Linked DNA regions of Homo sapiens: region 2 is linked to region 1. The links are chromatin loops, found by intact Hi-C in ENCODE. Cell type or tissue: PC-3. All regions are shown on one strand. Links, peaks and the distances in the headings refer to the core of each region. The heading gives the core; the rest is flanking DNA.

Region 1 (2,820 bases), core at 223-2,722:
GACCACCCTGGGCAACATGGTAAAACCCCATCTCTACTGAAAAATAAATAAATAAAACATTTTTTAAAAAACCTACAGTTTAGTGTATTTTCCATCGTATGACCATGCTTTGTGTGACTTTGTTATGGAGAAATGATACATTCAATTAGAAAATATATATACTTTGCCTTCCATCTACTGCAAGAGTGATCAAAATTGTTACCTTTGAGGAACAAGTTTTCAAAGGCAGGTTTGCTGTCATATACAAGACATAGTGGAGAATCATAATTAAGTCATGTAATATCACTGATTAAACAAATGTATATCATGGAGACTAAAAGAAACATATTATATGATAGCCATTTCTGTAATTACAGCTACTTAAGAGGCTGAGGCCCAGGATTACTTGTGCCCAAAAATTTGAGGTTGCAGTGAGCTATAATTGTGCGACTGCACTCCAACCTGGGTGACGGAGTGAGACCCTGTCTCTAAAAAAAAAGAAAAAGTGCTGCTGGGGTGAGGGTGACAGACAAGATACCTGACTAGACACAGCCAGGAAGTCTTGCTCCAACCAAAAGAATCCAAATTATCAAATAAACCACCATATTTTAGCAGATCTTTGGAGAGAAAATGCCAAGAGTGGATGGAGAGGCAATGGTGAAGCTGAGGCTGAAGTCGGAGGAAGCTGTGAACCCTGCATGGGGTACCTGAACACCAGGGCAAGTTTCTGGCCCAGAATGGCTTCTGGGAAAGGGGTGAGTGAGGGAACTGGGGGACTGCTCACTTTTACCGTGGACCTCTGGGATCCTAGCTATAAGGGGACCCCACATCCCCCATGGATGTATGAGCTGGCAGGGGAAATCTCCCTGGGGTACAGGCAGAAATAGGTCTTCAGACAGTGTGGGGCCTGGGAGCTTTTGTGCATTGGGCAGCTCCAGCAGAGAGTGGCCATAGACACCCATCACCCAGGGCTCCTCATCCCCCTCCAGTAGGCACATGACCTAACTGTCCTCCAAGCCAGGAGAGAGTGGAGCCAGCTTCGCTGGGGGACTGGGACATCTGCTCGGTGACGTCTTCTGCCTGGCAGCTCCTCCCAGGGCCCATGCCTAGCTGCCCTGTAGAAGTGAGTGCACAGCACAGCCCCTAAAGCCCAGCCTGAGTGCAGTGCTGCACCTGAGTACTTTCCCAGTGACCCAGGAGCACAATGGATCCCCTAGTGCAGCTAGAACCTGACTGCGAGCCACAAGGCATCCTGGTGCCCCAGGACTGTGGTGCACAGCTTGGAAGTATGAAGCCAAGATCTGTGGCCAGCACTAGAGCTGTGGAGGAGGCTGCACCCTCAGACCACTGAGAGGGGAGAGATGTGCAGGTTCTCAGGCCAGGGCAGAGTAGGGTGTGTGTCCTCCATAGGGCCAGTTTAGAAAGGTTATGGCATATCTCCCTGCTGCAGCTTCTACCTGACAGGGCCCCACAGCCCAGGAGACCTAACAAAAGAAGTGCACATGCAGTGCAAGTCTTCAGAGGGAGATCCACCAAGGCCCAGGAGTGGATCTGACGAGGGACCATCTCTCCCTCCACCACAACAACAACAGAGCATCACTGCAAAGACAAGGAAATACAAAAGAGCCCCATGGCTGGGTATTAACCTAGCTACCAGCCATTACACTTAACTGCCATCTACTGGATCACAGTCCAAACTACAACAACAAAAATTATCCTGCTAATACATACACCTGTGAAACCAAGTTCAAGAATTCACCCACACATAAAGATACTGTACAGAGCCCTGGCCCTCTAAAAGCATTCATAAATGAAGCCAACTGACTATACTCAACTTTCACCACAATTAAAAGAACACCAACCCCACCCCCCCGACCACCAGATGAGAAGAAAAGAGTTCTGGCAATTCAAAAAGCCAAAATGTCCCCTTACTTCCAAATAAGTACACTAGCTCCCCAGCAATAGTTCTTAACCAGTCTAAAATGACTAGAATGATTGACATAAAGTTCAGATTCGATGGCAAGGAAGCCCATCAAAATTCAGGAGACAGTTAAAACCCAATCCAAGGAATCCAGTAAAATGATCCAAGAGCTGAAAGAAAAAAAACTTTTAGTTTACTTTGGTTCTTTCTTAAAATAGCTATTTTTGAGGTTTGAAAACCTCACTGCAAGAATTTCATAATACAATTAAAAGTATTACCAGTGGAATAGACCAAGCTGAGGTAAGAATCCCAGAGCCTGAAGACTGGTTCTTTAAATCAATTCAGTCAGATGAAAATAAAGAAAAAAGAATTTTTTAAAAATGAATAAAACCTCTGAGAAATATGGGATTACGTAAAGAGAACAAATCTACAATTCATTAGCATTCCTGAGAGAGAAGAAAGAATAAGCAACTTGGAAACTATATTTGAGGATATAGTCCATGAAAACTTCCTTAATCTCACTAGGCACATTGACAGGCAAATCCAAGAAATGCAGAGAACCCCAGCTAGATACTATACAAGATGGCCAGCCCTAAGGCACGTGTTCACAAGATTCACCAAGGTCAATACAAAAGAAAAAAGCTTAAAGGCATCTAGACAGAAGGGTCAAGTCACATAAAGAGATAACCTCATCAGGCTAGCAGCAGACATCTAAGCAGAACTTGTATAAGTCAGAAGAGATTGAGGGCCTATTTTCAGCATCCTTAAAGGAAAGAAATTCCAATCAAGAATTTCTCCTAAACTTCATAAGTGAAGGAGAAGTAAAATCCTTCTCAGATGAGCAAATTCAGAGGGAATACATTTTACCTAGACCAGCCTTACAAAAAGATCCTTAAGGGATTGCTAAATATGGAATCAAA
Region 2 (2,820 bases), core at 45-2,544, 330 kb before region 1:
AGCATCTGTAGAAGAACACACATTTCTTTGTGTGTTTTCAGTGATTTTGCCTCACTGTCATTTAGTGCTATGGCAGTAACTCTAGTTTTCTACTGAGTGGGAATTTGGCTATTAAAAACATTATAAATGAAATGTATTTGAAGAGACATAGCACATAGTTGCAGGGAAGGCATAGGTGGTCACTGAAAAAAATATAGCAAGAGAAAGAAAACATTCAATAAGCCTATTTATGAACATTTTTTAAAGGTCTGTGGTTCATGTTCATGCTTAATGATGATTCTGGGCCAAGGCTGAACAAAGTGATGGGCCGAGCATATTGTTACATAAATGTGCACAGTGATCTCACTGATTTCCAGCATCAAACACCTGCCCTCTGCTTCTTACTGAACCACGGCAAGGCTATGGGTGTTTTCACTGAGACATTTTAAATTTCAATACCACTGATGTCTAATCTAAATCTCACCATTCTCCATTGTCCACAGATGAAGAACTCCATAAAAGAAGAGAAGACAGAGAGACCTGTAGGGAGATGTAAGAAATGAACAGACAAAGATTAAAAGACTGCAGGGTTGAAGGAAGCTCATGGAAAAATGTGCAGAGATGCATAAAGGAAGGAGAAAAGTGCAGCAAAGCCACATAGAAAAATGGCCAGAAGGGTCACTCTTAGCCACCACCACACAGAGAAATGAACTAAAATGAAAACTCACAACTCAGGAATATGGAATAATAAGCAATCAGAAACATAAATATAAGCAGTTTTATCTATTCATTATTTTTATTCTACTATTAGAATAAATTCATGACTAAATAAAATTATTCAGCAAAATGTAGCTTGAGAGTAAATTTTCATTTGCTTGCATTTCATACACACAAAAAATTTGCATTGTCTGCATCTCATTTTTTCTCATTTTCTAAAGACTTAGAGTTTGTCTTCCAGATACATTACAGTTATCCATATTTATCATGGATAAACACAAACATATTTGTAGGGAAGTTCTAGTGTACAAAAGCAAAATTGGTTTTAAATAAAATACTAACAAAAAACTAAGAACACAAAATATTTTAATAGTAATAAATTAAATTTTACACTGATGTTCAATTCTTGTATCTCTTAGGTTGTTTTTAATTTTTTAAAAAAATTTATTATTTTCCTCAGGATTTGGTCTACACAACACTAAGATAATGCAACATTTCGGTAAACGATTTTTATAATAGTGTTTCTAAGATTCAGATTTACAGCTCAGACAACCAACTACTCACCAAAAGTCTGTTTTCTCTTTCCAAAGTATAAGTTATTTATGAGAAGCAGCTACCAAAACAGACACCACATTTCCCAGCCCCTCTTTTATCTAGGAGGGGCAAGTGACTCATTCTTGCAAACAGAATGTGAGTAGATGTGTCATTGAAGACCAAGGTGGTTAAGTGTGTCACCTTGTGACATTCTTTTCCTGAGTGAGCTAGTTGCAAAGGACCTATAGCATGACAAAGCCACATGATGAAAGGAATACGGGTCACAGAATAAACGTGAAAGCCTACTGGTGGCCAGGGACACCAATAATGGAGTGTTATATAATTTTTAAAAATAAACTTTTGATTGTTTAAAGCCATTGAAATTTTGTGGGTTGTCTGTTGTAACAGCTAGCATTATTCTAACTAATAAAAGAATGAAGGACCTCATTATATCAAGACTTTTTTGTAGCTTTTAATTAGTCTATACAAGACTTAAAGTGGGTCCTCATTAAATTTTATTGTATAGTATATTATTTATGAGACAAGCATATGATATAAAATTATTAAAATGATGTCCTAAATTACAATATCAAATAAAAACTGATTTTCATCTTTAAAAGCTAGGAGAGAAAATAATTATTATTCTTACTTCCCCAAAACAGAGGAAAGATAGACCCCATTGTTTGCTATTTTGAAATTTAAAAATCTGTTGCATTTCTGAAAACTGCCACCCATCCAACAAAGAACAAAGTACAATTGCCTCTTGTTTTGCCCAAGGACTCATAATAAGACAAGCAACGTTAAGTAAATATACTCTTATGCTAAAAACAAGGCAACATAAAATAGATATATATGTTTTGGCATGGTAAATGGGAATGAGGTTCAAAATTCCCTTAGACAGTAAACGCATGTCTTAGAAGGAACTGACAACACTTATACTATACACACACAACCAGGCCCCATCACATTTCTGCTGCATAATAAGAAATGAAACAAGTAAACATGGAGACATTCAATCCCACCAAACGAACTACTGCTTCTACCACCCAAAATTGCCTCCAACATTTCTGACCAAAAAAGGCAAGTGCAACTAATATTGATCATTTCACTTTGATATCTAGTGATCAACTAAACAACTGGCTTTCAAGTAGGGTGCTCTGGGAATTAGAATATAAGATAAGCAATGGGATTATAGACTATCCTGTTCTCACTCATTTCAACCAGATGAGTCCTCTCTTACTAGTTTTATGTATTGACATTCTATCAAAGAAAGATGTGTTCCAGTAGTTGAGGTAGGTTTTAAAATCACTGTTCTAGATGCTCAAAGTCATGTCTTTACATCACTTTGTGGACCCAATGCTGGCTTCCTATAGTTTAAAATATATAGGAATTGGGCCTGGTGCAGTGGCTCACACCTGTAATCCTAGCACTTTGGGAGGCTGAGGCGGGTGGACCTGAGGTCAGGAGTTTGAGACCAGGTTGGCCAATATGGTGAAACCCCATCTCTACTAAAAATAGAAAAATTAGCCAGGCATGGTGGCAGGCACCTGTAATCCCAGCTACTTGGGAAACTGAGGCAGGAGAATCGCT

The links. A loop is a pair of places that touch in the nucleus more often than their neighbours do. Peaks named below come from ENCODE experiments on the same cell type or tissue, not always from the same donor. Only the 100,000 strongest peaks of a DNase experiment are listed, where the experiment ranks them.
Region 2: it touches region 1 in a loop (4-fold over the local background); 4 of 110 quality-filtered maps call a loop at or near these places.

Annotation. Positions count from the first base shown.
Region 1 is chr4:138,520,965-138,523,784 of GRCh38, forward strand. No RefSeq gene overlaps it. Among named protein-coding and RNA genes, the nearest start is that of LINC00498, 210 kb to the left of the region's middle. In PC-3, for the core only: a CTCF peak has its summit at 1,658 (motif pointing left); no DNase peak of the experiment used is centred there.
Region 2 is chr4:138,190,897-138,193,716 of GRCh38, forward strand. The region is part of intron 6 of SLC7A11 (solute carrier family 7 member 11); the gene reads right to left. Among named protein-coding and RNA genes, the nearest start is that of SLC7A11, 50 kb to the right of the region's middle. In PC-3, for the core only: no CTCF peak of the experiment used is centred there; a DNase peak (open chromatin) is centred at 1,435.